3 separate regions of the Homo sapiens genome follow, and all the other regions are linked to region 2. Evidence: read pairs that join two places in POLR2A ChIA-PET (ENCODE). Cell type or tissue: OCI-LY7. All regions are shown on one strand. Each heading gives the region's core, and the rest is flanking DNA. Links, peaks and the distances in the headings are about the cores only.

The links. Peaks named below come from ENCODE experiments on the same cell type or tissue, not always from the same donor. Only the 100,000 strongest peaks of a DNase experiment are listed, where the experiment ranks them.
Region 1: POLR2A ChIA-PET joins it to region 2 with 8 read pairs; 10 of 35 experiments call an interaction of 5 or more read pairs at or near these places.
Region 3: POLR2A ChIA-PET joins it to region 2 with 7 read pairs; 2 of 35 experiments call an interaction of 5 or more read pairs at or near these places.

The regions. Positions count from the first base shown.
Region 1 is chr2:65,347,487-65,358,216 of GRCh38, forward strand. The region is part of intron 1 of SPRED2 (sprouty related EVH1 domain containing 2); the gene reads right to left. Among named protein-coding and RNA genes, the nearest start is that of SPRED2, 80 kb to the right of the region's middle. RefSeq lists enhancers at 10,040-10,541, 10,574-10,723. In OCI-LY7, for the core only: CTCF peaks have their summits at 3,479, 3,678 and 5,761; DNase peaks (open chromatin) are centred at 2,535, 2,965, 3,455, 5,755 and 1 weaker place; H3K4me3 peaks cover 2,076 bases; H3K27ac peaks cover 3,420 bases.
Region 2 is chr2:65,403,345-65,414,074 of GRCh38, forward strand. All of the region lies in intron 1 of SPRED2 (sprouty related EVH1 domain containing 2), which reads right to left. Among named protein-coding and RNA genes, the nearest start is that of SPRED2, 24 kb to the right of the region's middle. RefSeq lists an enhancer at 3,596-3,645. In OCI-LY7, for the core only: CTCF peaks have their summits at 5,953 and 6,154; DNase peaks (open chromatin) are centred at 3,397, 4,070 and 5,890; H3K4me3 peaks cover 3,171 bases; H3K27ac peaks cover 4,301 bases.
Region 3 is chr2:65,745,802-65,756,531 of GRCh38, forward strand. LOC105369167 (a long non-coding RNA gene) reads left to right here. Exons shown (of 3, transcript XR_940196.2): 3 at 8,948-9,102. Among named protein-coding and RNA genes, the nearest start is that of LINC02934, 39 kb to the right of the region's middle. RefSeq lists a silencer at 1,474-1,768. In OCI-LY7, for the core only: no CTCF peak of the experiment used is centred there; no DNase peak of the experiment used is centred there.

The DNA.
Region 1 (10,730 bases), core at 1,425-9,424, 56 kb before region 2:
GGATGAAGTTGCTTTAGTTTCACTGAGAAAATAGACAAAATCACAGGAGACCTTTCGCCTGTGCCCACCACCATGCCTACGCTTTGTACCAGCACTCTCTCCGCCCTTCCTCCTGTAACTGTGGTTAAGCCATCCATGATTCAAGCTAGGGCCAACTTCCTCCACTTAAAAACCTTCTACATACCAACAGTGCCCAAATTCACATTTCCATCCAGGTCTCTTCTGTGAGATTCAGGCCAGTAGAACCAAGGGCCTATGTGAGGTCTCTACATAGGCATCGAATACGTATCACAATCAACATGTTTCAGGTTGAACTCTCTTGGTTCCTGACACCTCCTCATCCTTCTAGTTCTCTCTTCAAAATATATCCAGGATCCACTTTTTCCACTTCTACTGACACTGACCTGATCCAGCTGCCATCACCTTCCATTGAGATTGCTGCAGTAGCCTTCTAACTGGCATCCTTGCTTCCACGTTTGCCCAACTTAACCCAGAAAATAGAAAGGTAAGTCAGATCATTCTACTGAAACAAACCCTCCAGTGGTATCGCCAAGCAGAAGTCAAAATCTGGACCTTACCCTATTACTCTCCTTGCTCATTCCACTTTGGTCCCACTGGCCTCCATATTAAGCATCCTTCTACCTCAGGGCCTTTGCACTTGCTGTTTCTTCTGTTCAAATCCTACTCCTCACATACCAACTGAGTTCATTCTCTTATTTCACTTAAGTCTCTGTCCAAGGTTATTTCAGAGAGGACTTCCCTGCCCACTCTATATAAAGCAGCATAGCACCCTCCACCCCTCTTAAATCTTCTCCCCTCTGCTTTGGCTTTCTATATGCTACTAAATCAATGCTTGCTCAATAAAATATCTGCTTGCCTACCAGAATATGAATTCCACAGGAGCAGAAACTTTGCCTTTTTTGTTCACTGCTATATCCCTAGAGCCTAGAATGGTGTCTTATATGTAACAGGTTGCGGAATGAATGGGGTTAAATTCACAATATAAACAGGTTTAAAAAAAATTATCTATAGCAGGCTGGAAGCGGTGGCTCATGCCTGTAATCCCAGCACTTTGGGAGGCTGAAGTGGGCGGATAACCTGAGGTCAGGAGTTCAAGACCAGCCTGGCCAACATGGTGAAACCCCGTCTCCATTAAAAGTACAAAAAATTAGCTGGGCTTGATGGTGGGCGCCTGTAATCCCAGTTACTCGGGAGGATGAGGCAGGAGAATAGCTTGAACCCCAGAGGCAGAGCTGAGATCGCGCCACTGCACTCCACCCTGGGCAACAAGAGCAAAACTCCGTCTAAAAAAAAAAAAAATCTATGGCTAACAGAATTCCTATAAAAACATATAGTGTTCAATACTTATTTACTTATGAACCACAATTACTAAATTGGGATCACAGTACTTTCTATTCCTAAAAATTGAAAAATCATGTAGAAGTACATATAAAAGTCATAGGACATACATGTACATATATGACTAATCCAACTATTTCAGGATTCAACATGCATATTCCCTTAGATTAAGAACCTTCTGGGCTGGGCGCAGTGGCTCACGCCTGTAATCCCAGCACTTCGGGAGGCTGAGGCGGCCGGATCATGAGGTCAAGAAATTAAGGCCATTCTGGCCAACATGGTGAAACCCCGTCTCTACTAAAAGTACAAAAATTAGCTGGGCGTGGCGGTGCTTTCGCCTGTAATCCCAGCTACTCAGGAGGCTGAGGCAGGAGAATTGCTTGAACCCAGGAGGTGGAGGTTGCAGTGAGCAGAGAATGCAGTGAGCAGAGATCAGCCTGGCGACACAGCAAGACTCTGTCTCAAAAAAAAAAAAAAAAAAAAAAGAATCTTCTGTAACATTTATTTAGATTAACTGCATACAACTTTGGAGAATATCCTTTCCCCCACTCCAACCCCATTTATTTAAAAACAAACAAACAAACAAAAAAACCTAAGGGTCCTACGACTTTTAATTCTCTAGTGTGCAACACAGCTTTCTCAAATCTTCTATAAGTATACTATGGGTTCATCTCAACAGGAGATGGCTAAGGTGAAGAATTGAAACTCTGTGCACCTCTTGTTAAAACATGCTTTCACTTTTTTTGTGTTGCAGTTATGTGCTGTTCTGTTTCTTTGAGGGGATTAAGTAAACATGAAAAAGAGAAGTTTGCATTACTTATGTTAGTGCCATAAACTTATTTCCAAAAAGTACCCATTTGTTAGAGAATTTAAAAATACCATACCCTTCTGTGTCCAGACTACAAGGCTGTTAACTCTGGCCTTTGCTTGCACTCTGAGGCCTCCTCCTTCCTGCCTCGATGCCTCCTATCAAGTGCCTTCTCCAGGGTATAGACTTCTCTGTGATGGGATTGGGGGAAGGGGAGGCTCAGGGGCAGAAGCCCCCTTTGTCTCCTCCGGCAACAGCCCCGACAGCCAGCATTAACTGAGGCATCTGGCTATTTAAAACAAGGCAGGGGGATAAAGTGCTGGACTAAAAGCTGCAAAGGATGTCTGGATAATCCAGCTGCATGGCTGCGTGCCAACTGCTTCCTATCCATGGTGTATTTACGTTACTCAGGCACTTCACCCCACCCAGCACAGAAATGACAATGAACTCCACTACCAAAAAGGTATAAAGGAGGAAAACTCTCTTCCCACCTTCCCTCCCCCTCTTTCTGGAAAGAATTAAACAACATCTGTTTAAAACAGATGCAGGGTTTGTTAGTGGTGGGGGGATGGGGCAGGAAGGGCAAGGGCAGATTAGTTTTAAAAATTTGCACAAGGAAACTGCTGCTGGTATGCCTTAGAAAAAAATGTCAAAACATGCTATCTTTGTCAAAAATAACAACATTTTAAAAGAATGCTTCTGAAATTAACAACTGCTGTAATGGTGTGGATCTAGTGAAGCTCCAGCCAAGGGTCCAAACCCCAACTGAATGGAGCCCGAGTGTCTGAACTTGAGCTGAACAGCCCCAACAATGTTATTACAAATGGTGTTGGACGACCAGCCCTCAATACCATATTCTTTAGTTGTGTTATGAGCAAAACTGGCTGGACTGAGGATCTCCCATTTAAATGTGGCTTCTTTAAGGAAAAAGCCTTGTGTTCCCAACATGTGGACTTTTTGTAAAAACAGGGCTTCCTGTCCCGGGATCACGCAATATGCAAAAGAGGCAGGTGACATTGTAAGTCAGGATAGGAAGGCAGAGAAAAAAATCTTTCAAAACTGGATTAGCATCTCCACAGGAAAGTTTTAGACCTCAGCCTTTATGTTCTAAGTGTTCTCCAGTTTCAAAGCAGGCCCCGTCTGGGCCACGTTACAGACATAAACCAAGGAAGTGTAGGAGATGACGGCGAGGCAGCACTGGGTCTCACAAAGAATGTGTGCTCTAGGGCCAGGCGGCCCTGAAGTCCCCAGCCCTCTCAGGAGCTGAAGAAACCTCTTTTTAAGCTTCAGTTTCCTCCTTTGCAAAATGAATAGGGGATCTACCCTGCTGGCTGAAAGTAGTGTTACAGGTCGTGTCAGATCCAGAAGTTTGGTAAGTTGTAACCATCATCATTTTTGCTGAAAGGCTACCTCAGTGACAAAAACAGGTCCTTGAAACACCAGCTTCCCTGGCCACTGAGGAGTGGGTTTCGACTGCCTGCCCTTTCCAGCTATCAGAGAGTGGAGGGGCAGGGAAGCTGTCAGGCTCTTGACAGTAGGAGGAAATTTGACATGGACCTCCAGCAATTGTCAAGAGAAGTCAGGTTTATAAAGACCAGGTTTAGTCGTCCACTGCAGGCATACCTGTAGAAGAAAATAATGCTGTCCGCCATCTGTGAACTGGCCCTCTGCTCCTGCCCCTCCCCATTTCTTTCAGGGATGGAGACTGGGACTTTTACCTCCCCCATAAATACTTCCTACAGCCAGCCCTTATCTGATTACACGGCTCCTTTATCTCTCCATTATGCTCAACATTAGATTCACTTCCTCCCAGCCTCTTCTCCACTTCACCAGACCTTGAGAGGGATTAGCCAAGATCCCAGCCTCTCCAGCCCAACTCCCAGACGCCAGCTGAGCCAAATATAACACCAACTTCTTGCAGGGAGCCAGGCACACTCACTTTATTTTAATCACATCCCCCGCCCCCGGTCTTCCTTGTGCTTATAGATTTATAAAGGCTCTTTGATTTCATCGAATTATATGTTTAAAATATTATATATGTGTGTATGAAGTATATGTGAATATAAAATACATATGACTAGTGATCTTTTTAAAAAGAATCAACAAAATGCTTCAGTAGAATCAAATGTGTTGAGAAGCTGAGGGTACTGGTCATACTTTCTATTTGTTAAGTCGGGTGGTGGTTTTGTGGGTGTTCGTCTTAAGTATCAACTACTCAAGAATTTTTTAAAAGCGGACTGCCCTGGTTTTGGAAGTTTATATATTCTGAACTTTATGGGCAAGGAAAGTTAACATAACGTAATTTTATGCATGGTGGTAACATGATTTTCTGCTCTGTACAAGCCCCTGAAGGTAGAACACTTGCTCTACACGCTATAATGTCCCAGAAAATAAGGCCTTTGTGTTAACCACCAAAATATGTACTGTTTGTGTGGTTAGGGTAGGCCATTACAGAAAACAGTGTTAACGAAAGCTCATAAATGCCCACAGTAGAAAGACTCGATCGCAAAGATGCCAGATCTGGCAGTAGCCAATTCTGGCAAAGGCCATCAGCTCTTCTCTCAAACATGGATGAGCAGGCACTGTGAGGCAGAGAAGAGATTTTCTGATCATTAAACGTTTGTTTCATAAAGAGAACCAGTTTGCATGATGTAAGATGTACAGAAGGTGAAAAGTGGGCTAAGATCACTTAACAACAGGCTTCTCCACAGTTATTTAACATCAGTGAAATCAGCCAACAAATACACTCAATGGAGAGTACTAGTAAAAGAACCCGTGTACTTAAACAGGGACTAACACTTTCCTGTGAGCTCACAGTGCCAGGGCACTATGCTCTATGTTTATCAAGAGGAGAAAACAGGCTCTTCCGTCCAGTCTTCACTGTGTCCCTGCTTTTCTGAGGTGCTGTAGCTAATCTTGCTCGTGCAGAGTAACCCCTACCCTTAGAGGACTACAACATAGCTTTGGTTTTTTGTTGTTTTGTTTTTGAGACGGAGTTTCACCCTTGTCATCCAGGCTGGAGTGCAGTGGCGCGATCTCAGCTCACTGCAACCTCTGCCTCCCAGATTTGAGCAATTCTCCTGCCTCAGCCTCTCGAGTAGCTGGGATTACAGGCGTGCTCCAACACGCCCAGCTAATTTTTGTATTTTTAGTTGAGACGGGGTTTCAGCATGTTGACCAGGCTGGTCTCAAACTCCTGGCCTCAAATGATCCACCTGCCTCAGCATCCCAAAGTGCTGGGATTACAGGCGTGAGCCACCAGGCCCAGCCAGCTTTGATTTTTAAAAATATGTTATCTTCATTATCAATTTATGTATTTTTTAAATGGTATGGAATGAGTTTTAGGAATAGAACCCTTATACAAAACACGGTACCTAAAAGGTGTGTGTAGGAGGTGGCGGTGGTAGTCTTTGCTTTACAATGACTGGGGATATGACCTTCATCCAGGAACCAATTAAGCTAAAAGCCAGGGGTCCTGCTTATGTGCAGGAGCCTCAGAGGGGGTATAAATAGGTTTTCCTTCACTCTGTTGGGCTCAGAATCTATGAGTAAAGCCAGTAAGTACTGCTGTCCTGCAAGGTCACTAGCGCCCTCTGTGTCCAAGTTCTACCCTCTCCCAAAGAGGGAGGTAAGGGGCATGTCCCTCCTCATGCCTTGGATAAGCCGAGCATCTTTGTTGTTCATGCTACCTAGCTACACTGAAGCATATAAATAAACCTCTCACCCACACACTATTTTCCAGTGCACATATTAAAAGAGGCCGTTTCCTCCATTATCATGGAAGACACTGGTCAGCATATAAATGATTATTAAACTTAATAATTTATCAATCATTCTTCAGAACCAGTATTAACAAGTCAAAGTTTGCTAGACTTGGACCTCTAGTATTTTAGTTTTCCTATTGAAATTTTAATACAGAAATACTCCTTTAAAAATAAGCTGTGAATCCCTATTTTTATAAGTGAGCAATTTTGGTTCGAAATATATGCCCATACCTTGTTTAACATACAGTGCTGATTTAGCATTCTATGTGCCTCTATACTTTCCTTTAAACCTCAGTTTAAAGGAAAATATTATAGATTTAATATTTAGATAATATAGATTTAACTTATCACTGATGTTAAATCCTAATTTAAATATAAATATTTCCCCATCGCTGAGTGCTACCTTACACCTCCAGGTCACTAGAGCCAGAGCAGCATGTATACTGCACATTCTGGCACATTATCTTGCACCTGCCTTGCAGACATCCTTGGGAGTGGAATGGATGCTCTGCCCAGCTGTCCTTAGTCAAGGGTACAAGGCAGTGTGCCATGCACCAGTCTGGCCTCCTTTCTTTCCTGCTGTGTCCTGTGACCCACAAGGGCCAAAAAAAAGGAAATGAAGCAAAGACACAAAGGAACAAAGATCAGAGCTGGAAGTTAAACACGTAAGCTTTACAGAGGCTTAGGAGCCTTTGAGGAAGTAGTTGGGAAAATACCGGCAGGCAATTAGGGATCCTCTGACATCCCCCGAGCCTGGGAGCCCTGAGTGACAGTTCTGGTAAGCTTGAAAAACCTACTGTGGCAGATGGAAGTTGGAGCTTCTAGTGCCCCCATCATCTTCTCAGAGAAAGCCCCAATTTTAGCGGCAAATCTATATGGACTGTAAATAGAAGGTGGTGATACCCACGGCATTAGCAATGCCCAGGCACACTGGAAGTTACCTCATAAAATGCTGGTTTTCTGGTTTCCATTTCAGCAAGGTTGACAAAGTTACATTAGACTCACTGCATTGTACTGTGTTTAAACGCAATTTTAAATTTCACCTCTAAGTGTTTATCTCCTGTAGCTTGAACACGTATAAATCCTGCACAGGAAAAGAGTGATTTGGCTAGATTCTATCTACAGTGCTCTCATGAAAAAAAAAAAAATCTTAATAGAAACTTTTTGATTTTATCAATACTTATTTAATCTATCAAAAATGTCTTAAGGATACCACTATATTTGTTGGTTTTTTTTTTTAAATCTTTTCAGCATTTTAATTCAGTACTCAAATTTATAAACCACAAGAATACTAAATATATACAAGATGACAGACCACGTGTAATTGGGACACAATAAAGGTTAAGGTTGTTCAACCTAAAACCCTAACATGGGGCAGTTTTAAACATGGGCAACGAAGTGTTCGCTGAAGTAAATCTTAGCTTCAGCACACAGGCAGCCAATTTTAGAAGTAATGTCTAAGACAGATTTTTAAAAAATGGCTCCTGGGCAATTTTCTCTTGTCAATATGTTCTTCTTGTGCAAGTACCTCTTGAGGTGAGTAATGCACCTGGCCCAGGAGAAGGAAAGCCCAGCAGAGGGCTGAGGTCAGGCCTGGGGGGACTGGCAGGACAGGCATGGTAGTTTAGTAATTAGATTATAATCAGCGAAGAATGGAACAACTTTTTCTTGAAGTTTGAAAACTCTTTGCTCTAATCCTTACTAATAGCAGAAATCCTAATTTTCTCATCCTGGGGGACCAGGGAACTGGAGACTCCTGGGCATATGCCTCTTAAATCCTTGGTGGGTTTCCTAGTCAACCAGTTAGGGGCCTCTGTATCAGTCACGTATCTGTGCAGCAGATAAATCACCTTAAAGAAGGCTCTACAATTAATTTAGGAAATTATGGGAAGATTTTACTGTGAAAGATTGTTGACATTCAAGGCATGTGTCAGAGGTAGTTCTGAGTTTTTTTCAAAAACCACGAAAACACGAATGGCTCTGACATGAGTAAACTACTTTAAAAAATAAAATTTATGGCCAAGTGTGGTTGCTCATGTTTGTAATCCTAGCACTTTGGGGGGACGAGGCAGGTGGATCACCCAAGGTCAGGAGTTTGAGACTAGCCTGGCTAACATGGAGAAAGCTCGTCTCCATCAAAAATACAAAAAAGTAGCCGGGCATGGTGGTGGACACCTGTAAACCCAGCTACTCAGGAGGCTGAGGTTCAAGAATCGCTTGAACCTAGGGGGCAGAGGTTGCAGTGAGGGAGTACTGGGAGTTGAGAGGCCAAAGTCTGAATCTAGGTTTATGATTTTGCTTTTATTGTCTGTCTGCTTTACTGAGTTGAGCCTGAACTTCTGGAGTTCATAATTAATCAAGATCAAAAGATTACCATCTTAAAGCAAACAAAATAACCCATCCCGAAGAAACGTTTCTTCTACTTTTTATTCCAGAAGCAGTAATTTTCTGACTTTCCCTCTGTTTTACACACCCTTCCAAAAATGGTATTTGTGATCCACATTTAAACCCCAAAGGCCAGCTAATGGAAATGTCAGATTACTAAACAAAATTAACTCTCACCACATTAAAGTGTACATGTAATAGAAAAATTGGTACTTCAAAAAACAAATGGCAAAGAGGAGTTGTTTAAAGTTAATAATCTCCAATTTAGGGCTTTAAATTGCAGCCCTTGAACTCCTATGCCTGACTTTCTCAGAATATTTTTGCTTTCTTTCACATTATTGGAGAAAACAAAGGAAGGGAGTATGTAATAACCCACCCGTTGAAATGTCTAGGAAGAAATGCCATGATATTTGCAACCTACTTTGAAATGCATTTAAAAAAACATGGAATCATGGATGGAGATAGATGGATAGATATGTGTATGATAAAACAATAATAGCAAAATGCTAATTGCAGACTTGAGGTGGTAGGCATATGGATGTTGAGCATACACTTCTTTCAACTTTTCTGAACACCTGAAAATCATAAATATTGGGAGAGTGAGAGATTTGTAGTGTTATGGTTGATTTCTAAATGGAAATCAACACTAAATCTACAAGATGCTGATAATGGTACTAAACAGAATCTGATTACTTTTCTTTCTGCTATTTAGAGTGCAGTTCCCCAGTTCCCTCTTTTTTTTTTTTTTTTTTTTTTGTGTGTGTGTACCTGCTATCTACCACCTGCCCTCTACCCCAAAGAAAACCTAATAAGAAGGTCAGGAAATGACTCTACCAAACTATGTTAATACCAAATTCTAAACCTACAAAATCCTTTACAAGCCAGCCCTTAATAAGACCTGTTCTCTGGCCGGGCGCGGTGGTTCATGCCTGTTATCCCAGCATTTTGGGAGGTTGAAGTGGGCAGATCACCTGAGGTCAGGAGTTCCAGACCAACCTGGCCAACATGGTGAAACCCCGTCTCTACTAAAAAAATACAAAAATTAGCTGGGTGTGATGGCGGGCACCTGTAATCCCAGCTACTTGGGAGGCTGAGGCAGGAGAATCGCTTGAACCCGAGAAGCGGAGTTAGAAGTGAGCTAAGATCACGCTACTGCACTCCAGCCTGGGCAACAGAATGAGTCTCTGTCTCAAAACACAAAACAAAACAAAAAACCTGCTCTCAAACAAAAGAAGGTGATAATTTAACCTATAGAGGAGGGAGGAAAATCAGCAGATCATGCTAGCAATAAGCTGACAGGATTTTTAAGAGCCTGTTTATATTCCCACAGGTCCACTAGAAATGGATGCCCTCTCAGATGGCAAGAATTACTAATGCATTTAGTTCCTTTTTTTCTAGGATTCTGCCACCTCCCTCATTAGAGATGGAGAGCTAAACACACAGATAAACAAACAACACACAGTCAAGGCACCTGTTCTCCCTGAAGCATGCTGGACGGCTTCACTTCCCTCCTGGAGAGTGGTATAGAGGTCAGCCCGAAGGCAGAGTTCAGGTCTTCACATTAGTTCCACCTCTTAAGCTATTCATACAAAGAACTGTGGAAACCGTCTATGCTAGACTCCTCTCTCACGTGGAAAAATTAAAATCCAGACTGCAGAAGGGACTTGTTCAAGGTCACTGACATTAGGGACAGATAAAGGACTAAGATCAGTCTCTGTGACAACCCCCGATCACACTTTTGAAAGGACCTCGTGTGGTGGCAGAAGTGCGCATATTCAAGTTAGGTGCTCTGGAGGATAAGTTATTCCTTATCTTGGTCCCTTGAAATTTACTGGATAGGCAACTGATTGTGAAAGGAATTCTAAGGAGAAATGAAGAGGTAACACTGGCAACACAGCTACATGAAAAAATCACAGAGCTAGAGGGTGATCCTACTCATCCTGCTGAAGTTTCACACCAATAGAGGTAATTCCTTTTTGGATCTGTTGTAATGAGTGCCGTAAGTCAGGACAGGTGACCTAACCTGACCTAACCTCCATTACACATCTTCTCACAACCGGGTGAGGCACCCCAAACTCTTATTACTGAGCTTCAGTTTCCTTATGTGTAAAATGAGGGGTAGAGACCACAAATGACTTTTGAGACCCTTTCAACTTTGATCCCTTTTCATGCTTTGTGTTTTAAAAAAATGGCCTTAAAGTCCTGTAGTTGTGGCAGAGGGCTTAGCAAACTTAAGCCACTAAAATACCCTACAAAAGCAGATCAGAAAACTTTCAGCAGTAAAATGCAACTGAGAGTATACTTTGAGTAGAGAAAAAACTTGAAACCACAAAGACCTGAAACCATGACAGACTAACAGATATGTTCTCTCAGTGCCAGTGTTATGACACAATTATGAAGTTTCCAGGAGTGAA
Region 2 (10,730 bases), core at 1,535-9,534:
CTCACTGCAGCCTCGAACTCTTGAGCTCAAGTGATCCTCCTGCCTCGGCCTCCTGAGTAGCTGGGACTACAGGCGTGTGCCACTGCACCTGGATAATTTTTTTAAAACTTTGTGTATAAGTGGAGTTTCCCAGGCTGGTCTTGAACTCCTGGGCTCAAGCAATCCCCCCACCTTGGCCTCCTAAAATGCTGGGATTACATGCGTGAGCCACTACGCCCATCTGGGATAGACATTTTTACGACACAAAGAAATCCTCAAAATACTAAAGACTAATTGAAATCGCATTAGTGGAAATGTAGTCCAAGGAGTAGCATCATGGGCAGCACCCAAAAGCTGAAGAAAAAAGCACCATCTCAGGCCCCACCCCAGGCCTGCTGAATGGGAACTTGCAACTTAGCAGGAAGACCCCACGTGACTCACATGCATATCAAAGCACTGGTCTGAAAGGCCTAGACCTCAGGTGCTTGGTACTGCCTGTTCTGAGCCATAATTAGGTGAATATCATGCTCAAAATTTCATATACAACACTCTACTCCAGAAGCAGCAGGAGAATCAGTTTCCTAAAAAGGAACATTTGTGGCCAGGTGTGGTGGCTCACTCCTGTAATCCCAGTACTTTGGGAGGCCGAGGCAGGTGGATCACCTTAGGTCAGGAGTTAGAGACCAGCCTGGCTAACATGGTGAAACCCCGTCTCTACTAAAAATACAAAAACTAGCTGGGCATGGTGGCGGATGCCTGTAGTCCCAGCTACTCAGGAGGCTGAGGCAGGAGAACTCTTGAACGCCCAGGAGACGGAGATTGCAGTAAGCCGAGATCACGCCACTGCACTCCAGCCTGGGCAACAGAGTGAGACTCCGTCTCAAAAAAAAAAAAAGAAAGAAAGAAAAAGAAGAAACATTTGTGCTAGTAATGTTCTCCTTAATTGTTTTAAGAATTATGTGTAGGCAGGCAACCATGTTAAATAAAGGGAAAGTCTGTAATCAAATATACTCACAAAGTTAACCATATATATTACATGTATTAGTGAACTGCATGGAAACTAGATATAAGCGCAAGTATATACTACTTGTCTATGCCAAACCAAGTTGTTTCAAAATCTCCTCTCATCTCTTTATTGGATGGCTAAACAGTCTCAGTAATGAGTTTCTCAGGGAGTTTTCTCTAGGAGCACATAATTTAATGCAGATATTCATTCATACTATACCCTATTCATTCATTCAGCAGATACTTCTTGAGCCTCTATTATGCCAGGCACTGAAGACAGCAATGAGTAAAACAGGCAGACACCTTGCCTCCTGTGCAGAGAGAGGGGACCTGGGGTCCCCAGGAGCTGGAGTGTCAACAGACCCCCAACTTTGGGACACAAGATCAAAGAGAAGCCACCTAGCGAGCAAACAGGACTGGCTGTAGGTCTATAAAAAACACGTGCCTGTTTCTTACAAATGAGGGCACAGCCCAGTTATCCATGTACTACCTCCCCAGCATGAACAGACCACCTTTCCCTTCTGCCAAACAAACACCTCCCCCAACAACAGCACACCCCTGGGCCCTTTTATGATCTAACCTCACTTAGCTCCAGGCACCTGCTCCCTAACAGGCCTTTAATTCCTCACTTTCCCTCCTGCCTTGTGACTACATCTGGCAAGGTGTTTTTCTTCTGTCACACGTTATAAACACGTTGTAGAGATACTATAAACAATAATTATGACAATAATGACAATTTGCTAATATTTACCGTGTGCTTTTCTTATGTGCCAAGCATTAGCTCATCTAAATGTATATACATCAGCCCATTTTCCAGGAGAGAAAATTAAGGCTTAGCGTTTATGTCACTACCCTACGTCTCATGACCAACAAGTGGCAGAATCAGGACTTAATGACCTTCTTATGGTACTTTCCACCTTGGTGGAGAAGAGCATGGAGATGACATAGTCATTGAGGTGATATATAGTGATAGTGATAGAGGAAGTCGTTATCCAGGGAGTTACTGAAATGTCCTTTTCAACCTTCCTTTTATCATTCAAATAGCAGTTAACAAGGACAAATTGCTGCAAATCATCCTCGATTTTCCCTCTTGCTTGGATCTTATTTTATTCTGATCCCAAATATTCCTAGCTAACATGTTTAAGGCTGAGTCTTTTCCCCCTCTCATCACACACTCATTACAAATGCAAATAACTGTGAATGACTGTCCAAACGAGCAGGACAAAACTCCCCCAATTAAGTCCAATACACACACCTGAACTTACTGGGGCTTCAACGCCCCCAGAAGATTAATCAGCACCATGGGGCTCCTGAGAACACAAAGGCTATTTTGTGGGAGTGATACGGCACTGCAATCCTCTTTTCTGTGATTACACCTCATTTTATAACAATGTTCAGACATTTGGTTTGAGCAAGTATAGTAATTACATTTCTCACTTTGAACTAATTTAAGCAGCTACATCTGAGCTCCTCCACAAGTCCTCAGGCTTACCAGCCCTTCTCCTCCCACCCAGAGCACTCCTATTTGAGAAGACCCGGACTTCTTTGCTAAGTGACTGTTCCCACTTTCTGTCAGGCACTCCATAATTCAAACCTATTTCTCCAAGCTGACCCTCTTGCAATGGGCAGAACACCCCCGCACTTTCTTCCTGGCACTCATTTGGAGGAGCCCTGTAGAAAAACAACCAGGCAACCAGACTCTCCCACTATCCAACTGTGTGACCTGGGTTTAACTCCCCAGGCCTCAGAGTCCTCATCTGTTAAATGGTGCTCCTGGCCTCTATGTTGGTGATGACACTTCTTTGGGCTGAGAGTGCTACCATGAGATTATAAAAGCGAACCACCCCACGGTGGCAGGTCCTTCAGAGCCACAAAGACCCTGCTGGAGGCAGAAAATTCTGCTAAATGTGCCCTGCAAAGAAAATGCTGAGAAGCCAGGATTTCTTAATACTTGACACCCAAACTTACCATCCACCAACTTTCCAATCCTCCCACCCCATTCTTATAATTTACTCTTTATAGAGGTCAAGAATAAATGGAAATGTTAACAGAGAGCAACACCAACCCTTCCCCCCAAATCAAAGATCCTGGTTTTGCTAGGCAGGACCCAATATTTTATCCACTCATGTCTGTGCACACAAGTTTGTTTGTAAGACTGCAAGCTTTTAGAAAGGCAGTGACAAGGAGCCTCACTAGTTGTAGAAATAAAGTTGGTCATTATACTCTTCGTGCACCACATGTGAGATGTCCTGACATTCCACCTCTGGGGGAGGTTTTGGGAAGTAGGGGTGGAAATGGAAGGTTGGGGGCAGAAAGCAACTCACACTTCACTTTCCTTCTGCTTAGCACATCAGCCCACCTTGCTGTACACAAGAGGCAGGCTAAAAATAGTAACATCGTTTTCCTTTCCACCCTTGCAGGAAGCTAACCTGTTCCACCAGAATGGCCTGATAAAGGCAGCCGCACTTCCTTAGAGATAAAATCCACCTTTCCTGAGAGCTCAGCCTTGAGAGTGAGGCAGGGCCCTCCATCAAGCTGCCTGCCTTGGAGGCTCAGGCAGGGCTCTGGTCCAAGTTACTGGACAGTGGAAAGTTTAGTCTCTCTTTTTTTTTTTTTTTGAGACGGAGTCTCGCTCTGTCGCCCAGGCTGGAGTGCAGTGGTGCCATCTCGGCTCACTGCAAGCTCCACCTCCTGGGTTCACGCCATTCTCCTGCCTCAGCTCCTGAGTAGCTGGGACTACAGGCACCCACCACCATGCCCGGCTAATTTTTTGTATTTTTAGTAGAGATGGGGTTTCACCATGTTAGCCAGGATGGTCTCGATCTCCTGACCCCATGATCTGCCCGCCTTGGCCTCCCAAAGTGCTGGAATTACAGGTGTGAGCCATAGTCTCTTTCTCAAATGGGGCGCTGGCTCCTTTTTTTTTTTTTGCTAAAAGTCCCATGACAGAAGGATTCTGACTTCACAGCTAATGTGAACTGACAATGAAGACTCCCAAACCACAATAACTTAACAGGAAACTGAGGTGGCTGCAGGTGTGTGTGTGTGCGTGTGTTGTGTATTGGGGGGCATTTTGGGGGGCATTTTGATTGTCTTCATCAAGTCAAGATTCAGCACGAGGGGGTTCTAATCTATTGCTGTGTAGCCATGAGAGCTGCAATCAAGAAGGTAGGTGCATGGCATGCAAACTTCCTCTCTGCAGGGGGTGGGAAGTGCTGCCAACTTAAAGCTTATCTCATTCTGAGTCTTCATGTCAATGACTGTCATGCACATCCCTGTTCACATGCCTTGGAAATCTAGGTTTGGGTGTCTGGTTTGGTTAAACCAAAAGATCAACTCTCCTCAGCTGGATCACTTGTCCTTTCACCCGTGGAGACGCGGTATCCACTCATGCCTCCGTGCACACAGGTAGACAGAAAAGGGTGGGAAAGGTGGAGCACAGGGAACCTCCCCATAACTCCAACTGGAGGACAGTTCTCTCTTCCACTCTTGGGAGTGTCTTAAAATACTAACATGACCGAGTGCAAAGCTCTAGCTATATTTTTACTTCTCAGAACAAACAACAACAAAATATCAAAAGCTGGGCAAGGGAGCCAGAGGTCTAAAGGGGCAAGAAGAAAGAATGTTATCAAAACGATTATGACATGGTCCCTGTGTAGAGAGGCATTCCCTAATAGGCCACCAACCCAGGCTATCTTCCTTTTACCCATCAGTCTGATTTCAGCTCCTCATAAAACCAGTCTCTTGAGCTTCTCTCCTTGCCTGCTGGTTCCATCTTCTTAAGATCTTATCAGAGGAGCAAGATCCTTCCCTTCTGCCCAGACCTTGGGTCCTTTCAACAAAGCTTTAGGCTGAAACTTCTTTCCAGACACCAGTAATGATCACCCGGCATGTATTAGGCACCTCAAACATGTCAGACACTGCTGCGGACACTTTCATGTGCTACATGTAATTTAATCCTCACAAGCCTCATACTATGAGTCCTATTTGACAGACAAGAAAGCTAAAGTTTGGGAAGATAAATATGCAGTATAAGGTAGAGTCAGAATTCAAAATCAGCTCCCCTGACTTTGAGGCAGAAGCTGTTTTTATGATGCCACAGATTCCTGTAGGAATTCCTTGTATCCCTTCTTCTCTGAATTGATCATAGAGCTCCAGGCAAATTGCTCGGACCAGAACCAGAGCCCCCTTCCAATGTCTGTATGTATAATCCCAGTCGCCAGCCACAGGAATTAGTCAGTTACATAAGGGGACTTTTGAAGTTCTTTTTTTTTTTTTTGAGACGGAGTCTCACTCTGTCACCTAGGCTGGAGTGCAGTGGCGCGATCTGCAACCTCTGCCTTCTGGGATCAAGCAATTCTTCTGCCTCAGCCTCCTGAGTAGCTGGGACAATAGTCACGTGCCACCACACCCAGCTAATTTTTGTATTTTTAGTAGAGATGGGGTTCCACTATACTGGCCAGGCTGGTCTTGAACTCCTGACTTTGTGATCCGCCTGCCTTGGCCTCCCAAAGTGCTGGGATTACAAGCGTGAGCCACTGCACCTGGCTCTAAAGTTCTTAATAGCCCATAAATATTGCCCTAATTCTGCCTTTCATCATAACCCTTATATCCTATAGTCCTTAGCCTGTGTGAGACCACAATTACCTGTAGATATCTCAAAAGTCACAGATGTCATTTACAGATCACCTCTTCATCGACCCCAGACCTTTATGCACATAAATCAACTGACTTAATACAACAGCCCAGAAAAGGAAGTATTATGAGCCCTTTTTCTATATTCAAGGACACTGAAGTTTTTGAAAGGTTCAGGTAATTTAACACTGGTCGCACAGCTAATAAGCAGCAAAGGGAAATTCACACCCAGGTCTGTCCTAGTCTAAGAGGTACTGTCTAACACAGTAGCAGCCAGCAGCCACAAGTGGCACTGAGCACATGAAAATGGAGATGTGCTCCAATTATAACATACAAGCGGCATTTTGCAGGTGTAGTACAAAAAAAGAATGTGAAATACTTCATTAGCAATTTAAAACATTAACTGTTGAAATGAGAATTTTTAGATACACTAAATAATAGACTAAAATTAATTTCACCTGTTTCTATTTACTTTTTTAACACCCCTATCAGAACATTTAAAATTACATATGTGGCCTATGTTGTATTTCTATTGGACAGCACTAGTCTAAATCCTATGATTTTACCAAGTTCTACTGCCTCCCTATAATAACACAGCTTTTAGCAATTTACATCTCATGCACTATTTAAAAATGAATAAAGCCACCTTGACATCCTCACTTCTAGTAACAAGAATTTTGTTTCCTGGCAAGACTGATTTGAGTGCTAATAAAACTCCAGTTTCCTGCAAAAAAAAAAAAAAAAAAAAAAGAATTTTGTGTTCTGATGAAGACTTTCAAGAGAAATTTTAGGCTGGGCATGGTGGCTCACGCCTGTAATCCTAGCACTTTGGGAGGCCAAGGCGGGCGGATCACGAGGTCAGGAGATCAAGACCATCCTGGCCAATATGGTGAAACCCTCTACTAAAAATACAAAAATTATCCAGGTGTGGTGGCGCGTGCCTGTAGTCCCAGCTACTTGGGAGGCTGAGGCAGGAGAATCGCTTGAACCAGGGAGGTGGAGGTTGCAGTGAGCCAAGATTGCACCACTGTACTCCAACTTGGTAACAGAGTGAGACTCTGCCTCGGAAAAAAAAAAAAAAAAGAATAATTTTAAATGCAAAAAAAAAGTATAACATCTTGTGCAAGGCCAGGCGTAATGGCTCACGCCTGTAATACCTATGCTTTGGGAGGCTGAGGCAGGAGGATAACTTGAGCCCAGGAGTTCGAGGCTGCAGTGAGCTTTGATCATGCCACTGCACTGCAGCCTGGATGATGCAGTGAGACCTTGTCTCTTAACTGAAAAGAAAACAAACAAACAAAAATCCTTCATGTGCAGGTGTCAAATGATCTGCAAGCAGCCTACACAGGGGTGTCTCTCTCGCTCTCTCTCTGTCTCTCTCCTGCCCATGCTGGGTTCTTTAGCATCGTTCATGGCATCTGATTATACCTCTCAGGCAGAATCTCCTTTTAAAATCACTATTTATACTCGTCATCCCAGTTCTTCCACTCACTAGGTAAAAATGGTTCCCAACTGGCCTGGCATGGTGACTCAGGCCTGTAATCCCAGCACTTTGGGAGGCCGAGGCGGGCGGATCACAAGGTCAGGAGATCGAGACCATCCTGGCTAACATGGTGAGACCCCGTCTTTACTAAAAATACAAAAAATTAGCCGGGCGTGGTGGTGGGCGCCTGTAGTCCCAGCTACTCGGGAGGCTGAGGCAGGAGAATGGCGTGAACCCGCGAGGCGGAGCTTGCAGTGAGCCGAGATGGCGCCACTGCACTTCATCCTGGGTGACAGAGCGAGACTCTGTCTCAAAAAAAAAAAAAAAAATTGGTTCCCAATCAAAAAAGAACCTAAAGGATGAGGCTTTTATAGATAATCAGTTAGCTTGAAAGATGTAATGCAGAGGGTCTATCGTGAGACGGGAAGGAGCCTATTGTACTTGTAGACTTTTCCTTTGGAGAGTGGTTCTCAGTGCAGGGCAACCAACTGCCATCGGGACAGGGGTCATGGTCTGCACAGAAGGACCTCAGACTGTTTGTTCGAGGTGCCTTCACTGTGGAAAACCTATCAGAGGATGCGCTTGACCTACTGCAATTGCTAACTCTAAGGGTTAGTTCTCTTTCAGGGTTTTCCATTTTTATATTATAATCATCATCTGCTGCAGCAGCTACCTTTAAAAGAAAAAAAGTTTGCTTTCCACGTACCAGGTGCTGTGCTGAGCACTTGGCCCACATTATCTCATTTAATCCTCCAGCAATCTTTTGAGGAATTACTTTGTGTACTTTCTGGACCCAGGCAAGACTCAGATTCAACAGCAGGCTCTGATAGCAACATTGAGGGACACCGAGCCTCTCTTTCCTTCTTTCCTAACATTGCTGTGATATCCCTGCTGCTTGCGGTGGGAGGGCGATTGAATTGGTTGCAAAAGTGCTAATATGGCATCGTTTAATAGTTACTTAAATTACATGCTTTTAAACAGCACTCCCACATGATGACATGACAAATGGTACTTATTCCTATATGCTGAAACGGGCCACACATGCATAGGTTGTGTGAAGTAAATGGCTTGAAGGGACTTGTGAAATTAAGCTACAACAGGGGACAAAAGTGAGGGATGGAATGTTGGCCTGAACAGCTCACTTCCTTGCTTTAATTGGCTTCTATCTTAGTGTTAATTGACTTTGAGTTAAGTGGCTTTCATACAAATCAAGGAAAGCTGACCTTTGGAACGCTGGTGACTTGTTGGGTAAATATGTCTTTATGGACTTCATAAAATTCAGATTGTGTAAACACATACTCAGGAACTATTAAAAAGCACTGGGTGGCTAGAGTAAGGCACAGAGGTGGCCTTTAGGATTGAGTACTCCGTAGTTTAACATTTAAGAAAATGAACAGCAAGACCAGGCGCGGTGGCTCACGCCTGTAATCCCAGCACTTTGGGGGCCGAGGCAGGCGGATCACAAGGTCAATAGACGGAGACCATCCTGGCCAACACGGTGAAACTTCATCTCTACTAAAGATACAAAAAAATTAGCCGGGTGTGGTGGCAGGCGCCTGTAGTCCCAGCTACCCAGGAGGCTGAGGCAGGAGAATGGCATGAACCCAGGAGGCAGAGCTTGCAGTGAGCCGACATGCACCACTGCACTCCAGCCTGGGCGACACAGTGAGACTGTCTCAAAAAAAAAAAAGAAAAGAAAGAAAGAAAAAGAAAAAGAAAATGAACAGCAAGGATGCAATGACAATTTAGGAGGTGAATCTCAAACTGTGGATGTAGGCAGAGGAATCACCTGGAGATAATTTCAAAAACGCAGATTCCCTAGACCCCATACTCATGGAGGCAGATTCAGGAGGCCTGGGTGGGCAGCAGACACTGGAGTACTGACTCTGAGTAGGTGGCCTAGGACCAGCTTCAAGAAAAAATGATTTTGAAACCATCCCTACAGGGCTGACAAGAATTGCACGCCAGATTCTGGACAGAAATACAGTTGTAATTAAGGACTAATTGGGCTGCACTCTGGCCCATTTCCTTGTTGCTAAAAGTCACCTAGCACTAGATATTGACTATTTGCAATCCCATTGTTCCTAGAGGTAGATTTCTGGCAACAGGGTCATATGACTGTTTAAGAGTGGATTTGCATCCCTGTTGTTCCTATAGACTGGATCTCTGACATTAGTCAGAGGCTTTTGTTTAATGATCCTTTGTTTTTCAGCAACCAGTTTGAAGACCCCCCACCCCAAGAGGAATGAGATCAGTATGAGAATACAGCTTCTTCATCTCCTTGCCCTGAGACTTTATGCTGCACTCTTTAATCAATCAATGATCTTCACATTTTGGCCCACTCCAAAACCCTTAAAAATCCTAGTCTCAAACTCCACAGGAAGATGGATTTGAAGTTTCCTCCCATGTCCTCATTTGGCAGTCCTACAGTTAAACTTTTCTCTGCTGCAACCCTGTGTCTCATTGCATTGACTTGCGTGCACATCAGCAACTGACCTATTATGGTTACAATTTTGGCACTATAAGCAGATCATTCACCTTCTTCCCCACCAAAGAATACCACCCAGGAATTCAAAGACCAGAGTCCTTCACCTATAAGTGGGCTGATCCTTGGAACAGTGGGGAACTCCTTTCCCCATCCTTGCCTCAGAACCAATAAATTGTCCAGCAAGTGACCATACTGACACCAAGAGGACCTTCTTTTTTGCCTACCCCTCTCAAGGGGAGAGATGTTTCTCCTCTAAGGCCCAGGTGCTGATGGTGACCAACATACTTTCAAGAGAAAACCAGTGGTGCAGGCTCCATTAAGGACAGCATGCATTTTTTCCATGCCAACAGCCTGGAGCCTTTACCCTGACGGTGGCCTCAAAGCCACCCTAGACTGCACAGGGAGGCCAGCCAATACCCACAGTGCCTAAGAGGCTGAGGCCTCTGGAAAAGCATCTCATTTCTGGGTTCCCACGTTATGAAGAGATGTGGCTGTATCTGTCCACTGATCAGGAAACCAGGATAATGTTTGGCCAACAGAAGAGAAGAGAGGAAACCCTCTGTGTTGTGTTGTCTGCAGGGCGGTCAAAACAACAGAGAATTGGTTATCGCTGCTGCAGAGGGCAGTGGTTCCACAGAAGAACTTGCTGACGATTAGAGCTGCATACCCAAGTCACCGTGCAAGTGGGACCCAGGCATTCCACATCAAGCACACATCTAAGCATAAGCTGCAGGGCCAGCCAGTGTGGTAAGACAGGGCATCCTTCTCAGCTCCCTTGATTGGCATATTTTCTGATCCTGTGTTTCAGTCCCTGGGGGGTCTGAGTGCTTCCATCACAAATAGCCCTAACTCCAAAGCTTATCAGAGTGGTTCATCAAGACATTTGTTTTTTCTACTGAACATACAGACTGCCAAATGTGGTGACTTAAGTATTCCCAAGGCCAGAAAGCGTCAAATCTATAAACAGTTTATGAATGAGTATAAATTTTCAACAATCAAGAATGAGTACTTGTTGGTAAGAGTTAGTGTGTGTAGTTTTATTGAAAAAGTCACAAAAAACTCTAAGTTGTTAACATTCCCACTCTAGGGATATACCGTCCCAGAAAATGCTAACAATCCAATTTACACCAACATGCTACT
Region 3 (10,730 bases), core at 1,928-9,927, 340 kb after region 2:
CACACTTCTGTTCTCTATAAGGCACCTCAGAGCCGTCCTGAACTTAGGAACACTGGGCAGAACTTCAGCCCTACCCTTGAGGGGCATTGTAAAGAGCAAAATCACTAACGAAAAGCACAAAAATGCAAAAAAAAAAAAAAAAACCAAACTGTGGTACTAAATAGAGTGCAAAAAGCACATTTGTTTACAATATGAGAGCTGAAATAAGAAGGTAGAGCATTGTCTTGTTCAAACCTCAGCTGGGCATATGTGCGTGGGCCAGGTTAAATTTTTTGCTGTTCTGCCCATGTCTGCAAGTAACCTCAAGAGTGCCCACTTGGGGATTACAAATAAAGTTTAGTGAGTTGGTGGATTTGTAAATATGGAATCCATGAGACTCAACTATAATTTGAAAACCAGTATTGAAAGATAAACTCGGGTTGGAGGTGGGGTGGAGAATTGCAACAGGTTTTCTGGGCTTCTCCAGCACGATCAGGTTGTATCACTCAGCTAGGCGTCCAAATCCTATTGATAAAGGCCTTTTTGTTGGAGAGGGAAGAAGAGGAAGAGAGGAGGTGTGGCCTTCAGAGAAGTAAGGAGAAACTGAAGGAGTTGTGTGAGGGCTTAGGAATCCAGGAAGTGGGGGCATAAGAGTAATGGAGGAAGTCTCTGGAATCAGGACAGCTGAGTACAAAAAGCTTGGACAGGGGAGAGCAGAAGGAGCAGGAGGAAGGAGACCACCATGAATGCTAGAACCACACTGTGATTTGGGTCAGTGTAGCGAAAGCTCAGTAAGTCAGATTGGTTTTTTGGCGTAGGGCCGCCGTACTTATCCTTTGCTTGGAGCTCTGTGACTGAGTTTTTTTACTTTTCAACCAATTGTGGTACCCCCTGTGGACTGCTGGAGAGGGAGGGACAGCCATGGGTTCTGGTTCCGCCTTTGCTGGCCACATTAGAGATGGCTTGGGTGGAAGCCTCATGCCACAGAGTTATTTGTGGATGATTTAAAGAAGGATGCAGAACTGTTTTTCACTCACAAAGAGAAAATTAATGCTAGAGATTTGATCCTTTAAGAGGTCTTTGAACTTGTAAACCCAGACACATATGTGTCAAGAATGGAAACTGGCAAAGACTGTATTCCATAGTTTGAACTTAATTGCATTTGGTATGTACTTGAAAAGATAAAATATCCCAAGACGTTTAACTTTAGAAAGTCATTCTGTTGTGCTGCACAGTAAGTCATTTTCACAAGGATCTGGCCGAGATATTCAGTATCAACATGCAGGAATGGTTTCAATATGTGGTAGGCCAATAAAAAGAAAGTCACTCTGACCCACACTTTGCAGATCTAAGAAGGACAGAGGAGCAAGTAGTGATAATTCGTTCCAGTTTCAGGGAAATACTGTAACTCTGCAGCCACATGCCTCTGTCCTGCCCGCTGCGCTGTGTGTCTCTCAGGGAGGGGGGCTTAACGTCCCAATCTATGCTTCTCAGGTGGGCACTGCACATGACGTGGTTACGCAGGGAGGCCTGAAAGTGGGTCCTGTGGAGATAGGGAGTGTTGGTTTGATCTGAAATCATGGGACTCACAGAATTGGCCACTGGGTTTGGAAAACCCTCCGTAGGAGCAAGCCTCAGTGAGAGGAAATAGGACCGTCCCACTCCCCCTTGCTTTGCTGCTGGCTAGCACAGGCAGGAATGCTGCCCAGAGCCTTTGACCCACTTCCCTGCTTCTAGGACAGTCAGAGCCCAAGCAGTGGGGGGTCTGCTTACTCTTCCCCCTGGCCTTAATTCATCAGTGTTCCCTTTCTCCTCTCAGCCTGGGGTTGGAGGGGTGGTGGAAAAGAGGGTCTTTCCTTCCTGGTGTTAAAAAACGGATTTAAGCATATGTGTAGGGCAGGGGAGGGAGGAAGGAAGGGTGGGACCTCTGGAATCATACCCATCGTACTCAAATAGTCCTCAAAGTTTTTGCTGTTCTGCTTATATCTGCAAATGACCTCAAGAGTGCCTGTTTGGGGATTTGTAAATATGGAATCCATAGTCTCCAAAATGGAGACTTTATTTATTTATTTATTTATTTATTTATTTAGTAATTGACATGATCTTGCTGTGGGGTTGCTGTTTATACAGAGTAACCCAAAAGAAGTTAAACTTGCCCGTTTAAATAAATTGATCTATTCCGGTTTGAAGCAATATTTTTCAGGCAAGCTCAGATTCTGTAGGCTTAAGCCTTTTCTCCTTCTCTCAACCCCTCTTCTCCTTCTCCCCGGGTGACATCTGGGCACAGGAAAAGGCTTACGTAACATTGTCATGGTTGGGGCAGGATGTTTTCTTTCTTTCTTTCTTTCCTTCCTTCCTTCCTTCCTTCCTTCCTTCCTTCCTTCCTTCCTTCCTTCCTTCCTTCTTTCTTTCTTTTCTTTCTCTTTCTTTCTTTCTTTCTTTCTTTCTTTCTTCCTTCCTTCCTTCCTTCCTTCCTTCCTTCCTTCCTTCCTTCCTTCCTTCCTTCCTTTCTTTTCTTTTCTTTCTTTCTTTCATCTTGAGACAGAGTCTCACTCTGTCACCCAGGCTGGAGTGCGGTGGCACAATCTCAGCTCACTGCAACCTCCGCCTCCCTGGTTCAAAGGATCTCCTGCCTCGGCCACCAGAGTAGCTGGGATTACAGGCATGTGCCACCATGCCCGACTAATTTTTGTGTTTTTAGTAGAGACAGGGTTTCAGCATGTTGGCCAGTCTGGTCTTGAACCCCTGGCCTCAAATGATCTGCCTGCCTCGGCCTCCCAAAGTGCCAGGATTACAGGCATGAGCCACTGCACCCTGCGGGATGTTTTCTGCTTGTGTTGTCCTTCTCTTCTGGCTTCTGTTGACTTCTTTTTGAGGTGCAGCTGATTTTGTCTCCTCTTTGGGAGTTAGCTTCAGCTACCAAGGTGTCTTTGGTTGGTGTGTCTTGTGATTGTCAGCTGGGTGTGGCTGCCCCTAGGTTTAGCATCCTCTGCTTTGCCTCTTGCTGCCGTAGACCCTCTGGGGCTTAGCCAGGAACTTCTACTGGAAACTGGCTTTATGTGGCCTACTTCCCAGCTTCTGCTATAGGATTCTCTTGCCACACACCAGGCAACTTCTTAGCAAATACTCTTACTTTTCAGCTCCCTTCTTCCATGTCTACCACAGGGCTATTTGGGAGCTTCTAGATGTCCCCAGGCCAGGTATATCTCTGGGAACAAGAGAAGGTTATTTTTGGCCCATCTGCTTGGCATTTCTCTCTGCAAATGATGTTCTAGGGCTCCTGAACTCCAGGGGCCATGCGTGTGTGCATGTGGAGCACAGGAGGGTAGTACACATTAAAGCACCAGCCTAAGTAGTTTTGTATTCTTCCTCAACCTATCTGGAATTTTTGTCTTCTTGCTCTCTTTCTTCCAGGGCCATCCCCCGGTAGGTGAGGAGATAGATGGGTAGAAAGTCTTGCCCCTTCTTCTGTTCAACAGGAGTTGCCCCCACATCCCATCCTCTGTCCTCTCTACACAGTAACTCATAGTAAAACTCTGTGCTTAGTCCCCTGGGCTTTGTTCTTAATATGTGCAAAGATAATTTTTGAATAGAAATAACATATTTTTCTCTTTCAACAAAACTCACTTCTAAGACAATAGTTTCTCTCTGACTTGAGAAATCCAATATAAAACACAAGGTAAAAAAAAAAAGAGTTCTTGGTTCAGGGTTGTGCCTCTTCTTTCCCTGAAACAACAAAGGCCATTGATTCAGTGGGCAGAGAGCTGCAGGGCAACATGATTTATGGGTAATGAAAAATACATTAGTGTAATAATTTCAAAAATATGGTAGAAAGAGTTGGGAACTTCTGGATTAGAAGAAATGGATCAAATGAGGCTGCTTACATGCTGGGGTGGCTGACTCAAAGGAAAATGTAGCTGGATCGCCACAGCTGGATATCCTTGGGTTATGTGGTTGCCTTTCTCAGCCTCACTGAGCAGGGTCAGAAGATGTGAGTCACAAAACCAACTGCAGCAGGAAAGACAAACATGGCCTCTCATCTCATGGCGGCACAGAGGGGCAACAGAAGCTCCTGTGAGCTTGTGAATTCTTCTTGCTCAGAAATCCTTTTCTTCTCGTTTACATGGGGCTACCCCATGAGTCTTCAGGGGTCAGCAAACTTTCTATAAAGAGCCAGATGATAAATATTTTTGACCTTTCATGCTATGGGGTGTATGTCACAACTATTCACCTCTGCCACTGTGATGGGAAGGCAGACATAGATAATATATAATGGGAAAGTGGGCTGGAGTTTCAATAAAACTTTATTTAGAAAACCAGGCGGTGGGCCAGATTTGGCCTGAGGGTGGTAGTTTACTGATTCTTAATCTGGAATAAAGTGCTAGGTCAATGTAGAGAAAGAACTGCCTGAACTGACTCCTCTATCCTGTGTCTACCTGTTTGATCCCCTCCCTACCTCCCGTTCCCCCCACCACCCCATGCACATCTGCCTCCAATTGCACATACAGACCAGACCAGGTTTTTAACATTATTGTGACCCAGCCTTTGGCTTCACTCATCAAGTCTCCAGGATGGAGAAACAGAGGCCCTGAATTTTTTTTTTTAAAACACTTGTCAAGCTTAATGACTGTTATTTACAGAGGTAGTTTAAATTTTTTTTATTGTATTATTATCTTTTGCCCCTGGGAAATTTCCAGATTGGCTCACATTTTGATTTCCAGGCTTTCTGGGCAGGGCTGGATGCTCAAGAGGTCAATATGCTGATGAGTAGGGAAGACAAAAGGGCCAAGTGAGCAGATGCTCCTAACTGACCACAAACTGCAGCACAAGTAAGGCATTCCGCCTCTATTTGAGAGCATATAGTAATTTTCTATGGTTGCCATAACACATTACCACACACTTAGTGGGTTGAAACAAGGCAAATATATTATCTTACAGTGCTGGAAGACAGAAGTCTGGCATAGGTTTCATGGAGCTAAAATCAAGATGTTGGTAAGGCTGTGATTCTTTCCAGAGGCTGTAGGAGAGGATCCATTTCTTTGCCTTTTCTGGCTTCTAGAGGCTGCCTACATTCCTTGGTTCATAGCCTCCACCTCCATCTTCAGAGCCAGGAACATTGTGTCTCTCTGACCATTCTTTCAATAGTCCTGTCTCTCTCTGACTACAGCTGGGAAAGTTTTCAAAGATTCAGATGATTAGATTGGGCTCGCTTGAATAATCCAGGATAATCTCGCTATCTCAGCATCCTTAACCTTAATCCCATCTGTAAAGTCTCTTTTGTCATGTAATATAACATATTCACAGCTTCCAGGGATTAAGACAAGGAGATCTTTGGGGCACCATTATTTTGCCCACCACAGAGCAGGATCCTGCCTTGTGTTTTTCTCATAGATACTTTCTGGGCACATAGAGGTGCTGAATAAATTACTTGCATTTACTGGGATCTAAGCCCCTAGGCTAAGGGGAGCTGTTGAGGAGAAGCCCCAGTCTGCTGCGTGAGGAGGGCATGGCCTTCCTTGGGGAAGGGAGGCTGAGTGGTGTAGGACAAGCACTGAGCTCACAGGCTAAGGACTTGGGCTCTTGTCCCAACTCTGCTGCACATCTCACTTGCTATCTCTGGTCCCTCGTGTAATCTTCTATAGCATGAGGAATGTAGATTAGGCAGTGGTTTTCCAAAGCTTTTTAAGCACCAGGGGCCTTTCTTCAAGTCAAGCCTATAGAATTCCAGGTCAGAGTGGAGCTATAGTGTTTGAAGAAGGGCTAAGGCCCAGAGCCTTCCCTGCAGGCCTTTCCCAAGAGCTGCCTGGCAGCTGCAGAGATACAGTTTCTTTCCAGGTCTCCTGGAACGCTATTTGGAGATCGCTGGACTAGATCAGGGTTGGCTAATTGCAGCCAGCAGGCTAAATCAGGTCTGAGGCCTGGTGTTGTTTGATTCCTGAACTAATAATTCTATACATATATATAGTTTATTATGGTAAAATACATGTAACAAAAATTTACCATCTTAACCATTTTTAAGTGTGCAGTTTAGTGACATTACATACATTTACTTTGCTGTGTATCCATCACCACCATCCATCTCCAGAACTCTTTTCATGTTGCCTAAGACTCTGCATCCATTAAATAATAATTCTCTATTTCTCCTTTCCCCAGTCCCTGGAAACCACCATTCTATTTTCTGTCTCTGTGAATTTGACAGAACTGAGACCTCCTATGTGTGTATGAAATTACACCCAGCACAATGTGTCCTAAGGAAATAGTGGAGGCTGTGCACTACGGTGGCAGTATTGCTTATTTCAGATAAAAATTGGAATCAAAAGTCCAACAAAAGGAGATTCTTTGAATCATTTATGCTGTGTCTATAACATGGAATGCTACAAGGCTATTGAAAAGGCATCATAGATAAATATTTGTCCACATCAGAAGATGGATGTGATTTATTAAGAAAGAAAAATAGATTGTAAAGCATATGTCTATATGTGGGTTTTTAAGTTGTTATATATTTGTTTTAATCAGTAGCTTTAATTAAAATATATACATATAATTCAAAATAAGATATACATGAAAATATTAACATTGATTGGCCCTGGGTAGTGGGATCACGGTTGGTTTTCATTTTCTTTTTGCTGACTGAGTTCATTTCTTTCTCTTGCAGACTTTGGGCCTTTCCTCTGGGTGGGGGCCTGCTAATCAGAGTTGGGAATCATCTTTCTTTTTTAAACCAAACCCATCAAGCATTTTCTTCATTTTCTACTTTTGGGTCCTTTAAAGTAGAACGAGGATGTTAAGTATCCTTTTTTTAAGACTTTTACAACATTTTTAAACAGTTGTTTAGCCTACCCCTAATTCCACAGAAACTACTTAAAGCAACTCATTTGACTGTATCATCTCAATGCAATTTAGTTTTCATAGAAACAACACTGTTTTGGTTCTCCTATTTCATCATTTTTATGCATCAAGCAAATTGCATACTTATAATAGCAGGTACACTTGGCATAGACAATTCGGGCCCTTTGTGAGTAAAACTGGTAGAAGTGGAGGTGCTCAGGAATGATAAGAGCAGCCTACTAGCTATAGGCATTCAGTGTGTCCTGGCATTCATCTGTAGTTTTCAGAGAGGGAATGGGGAGCATTTATTGACCTAATGAGTTGGTTAAATGACAGTCAGTTGAGAGAATTTCTACCACATATATTTTCTCTTTTTTTAATTATTATTATACTTAAAGTTCTAGGGTACATGTGCACAATGTGCAGGTTTGTTACATATGTATACATGTGCCATGTTGGTGTGCTGCACCCATTAACTTGTCATTTATATTAGGTATATCTCCTAATGCTATCCCTCCCTCCTCCCCCCACCCCATGACAGGCCCTGGTGTGTGATGTTCCCCTTCCTGTGTCCAAGTGTTCTCATTGTTCAATTCCCACCTATGAGTGAGAACATGCGGTGTTTGGTTTTTTGTCCTTGTGATAGTTTGCTGAGAATGGTGGTTTCCAGCTTCATCCATGTCCCTACAAAGGACATGAACTTATCCTTTTTTATGGCTGCAAACTCATCCTTTTTTATGGCTGCATAGTATTCCATGGTGTATATGTGCCACATTTTCTTAATCCAGTCTATCATTGATGGACATTTGGGTTGGTTCCAAGTCTTTGCTATTGTGAATAGTGCCACAATAAACATATGTGTGCATGTGTCTTTATAGCAGCATGATTTATAATCCTTTGGGTATATACCGAGTAATGGGATGGCTGGGTCAAATGGTATTTCTAGTTCTAGATCCTTGAGGAATCGCCACACTGTCTTCCACAATGGTTGAACTAGTTTACAGTCCCACCAACGGTGTAAAAGTGTTCCTATTTCTCCACATCCTCTCTAGCACCTGTTATTTTCTGACTTTTTAGTGATCACCATTCTAACTGGTATGAGATGGTATCTCATTGTCTACCACATATATTTTCTACCACATTGCCTTCATCATATCCTCCACTTCTGCTCAGATCTGCCACCCTCCCTAGGTGACCTGACTCTGCAGTTTGGGGAACTGATACCCTCAGGCTCATTTCTAATGCACGAGGGTCTCCTCTCCCAGTATGTAGAGGATCTCATGGCAGCCATACTCCTGAAGCTAAAATAAGGAGTACGACAAAGGATGAGCTTGTTTGGATAGACTCAGACTTTGGGTTTTTAAGGCCTATCACTCTTGATCCTACTGACTTTTTCCCAGCAGCCAATGTTAAGGACCCTGCATTTAGGTGCTGGATGCAGCCATTCCTGCCTGATCCCTGCTGCTATCTCATGGCCTCATGCAGCCTTGTTTTGCCTGGGTTTGCCTTTGAGTCTGGGTTTTCTACATAGGATACTACATAATAGGCCTTCAATAAATACTGACAGACTATGGTATGTCTGGGGTATTTCCAGAGTGACCTGCAGTTCCACTGATGATCGTGGAATAAAATCCCTTTCTTAATGTTTTAATTAGTTGTTTATGCATTATTATTATTATTATTTATTCCAGACTTCTTGGCACTTTATATCTTTCTGCCAGCTGGGTTGTTGACCTCTTCAAAACCAGCACTGTGATTACATTTTGTGGACCAGTTTATGAGTCAGTTGGCAGCTGATCAGTTCCTCACTGCCAAATTCACACATTTTCTTTGTTATCACTTGGATGACCCACTGAATTGGATCACATGGGGCTTCATAAACAGAATCTTACTAGGAATTCTAAGAGGAGTGGCTCTTGCATGAGAGAAAATATCTTGGGTTTGATCAGTGGAAACTGTGAATATAAATTCCAAAAATGCCAACACCTGTGTAAGGTTTAGGTGTTGCACTATAAAAGGTCTTCAGTGTCCAGCTGGAATTCAGGGAATCAACCGAACAACTCCAGAGTTACTGATTATTTAGAGTTATATTATTTGTACTTACTCGTCTCCTTATAACTGCATATTGTTTCTTTTTCAGATTGCTGAGTTGAGTAAATATTTCCTTCCATAAAGGTAAATAAGCATCTCAAGAGCAAGTTTCTACATTTTGTATTTCCCTGTTTTATTTCTGTAAAATTGTGCAACCAAGAATTATGACCTACTGATATTAGAATAAAATTTGCAGAAGTTTGACTACATGAGCCAGATGGGTACTTACACCAGTGATTACTGAGCGTTCACCAGTTAACCAGGGCCTTGCTTGCTGCTTCTTAAGAGACAGGAACATTTGTGTTAAAATAATGTATTGCTAGGTGTGATTCCAAGATATCCTAATTTGTATCATCAGAGGTGTGACTTAGGAGTTTTTATTTGAAAGATGCCCTTCATGTGATTCTGAAGTGTTCTGTACTTGCTTGTTTTGGTGAAAATTGTTTAATTCATGTTGTAGTATGTTCTTGCATTGCTGTGAAGAAATACCTGAGGCTGGGTAATTTATATAAAAAAAGAGGTTTAATTGACTCACACTTCTGCAGGCTGTACAGGAACTGTAACAGCTTCTGCTTCTGGGGAGGCCTCAGGAAGCTTCCAATCATGGCAGAAGACAAAGGGGGAATGAAGTGTCCCACCTAAGGGGAGCAAGAGAGAAGCAGGAGGTGCTACACACTTCTAAACAACCAGATCTTGAGAGGGCTCTATCACGAAAACAGCACCAAGGGAGTGGTGCTTGATATGGTTTTGCTGTGTCCCCACCCAAAATTTCATCCTGAATTGTAATCCAAATTGTAATCCCTACATGTTGGGGGAAGGACCCTGTGGGAGGTGATTAGATCATGGGGACGATTCCCATGCACTTCTCTTTTTTGCTGCCATGTGAAGAAGGATGTGTTTGCTTCCCCTTCTACCATGAGTGTAAGTTTCCTGAGGCCTCCCCAGCCATGTGGAACTGTGAGTCAATTAAACCTCTTTCCTTTATAAATTACCCAGTCTCAGGCAGTTCTTTATAGCAGCATGAGAACATACTAATACAGTACTAAACCATTCATGAAGGATCCGCCCCCATGATCCAGTCATCTCCCATCAGGCCCCACTTCCAACACTGAGGATTACAATTTGACAGGAGATTTGATGGGGACACAGATATAAACCGTATCATTCTGCCCCTGGCCCCTGAAATCTCTTGTCCTTCTCACATTGCAAAATACAGTCATGCCTTCCCCACAGTCCCCTGAAGTCATAACTCATTTAGAGCATTAACTCAAAAGTCCTAAATGTCTAAGTCTCATCTGAGACAAGGTTAGTTCCTTCCACCTATGAGCCTGTAAAATCAGAACCAAGTTAGTTAGTTCTAAGATACAATGGGGGCATAAACATTGGATAAATATTCCCCTCCCAAAAGGGAGAAATTAGCCAAAAGAAAGGGGCGACAGGCCCCACAAAAGGGGGGCTGCCAACCCCACAGCAGGGCTATTATGAAATCTAAAGCTTCAAAATAGTTTCTTTCTTTCTTACTTTTTTTTTTTTTTTGAGATGGGGTCTTGCTCTGTCACCCAGGCTGGAGTGCACTGGTGTGATCTTGGCTCACTGCAACCTCCGCCTCCCAGGTTCAAGAGATTTTCTTGCCTCAGCCTCTTGAGTAGCTGGGATTACAGGCACCCACCACCATGCCTGATTAATTTTTCTATTTTTTTTGTAGAGACAGGGTTTCTCCATTTTGGCTAGGCTGGTCTCAAACTCCTGACCTCAAGTAATCCACCTGCCTTGGCCTCCCAAAGTGCAGGGATTACAGGTATAAGCCACTGTGCACAGCCCAAAATAGTTTC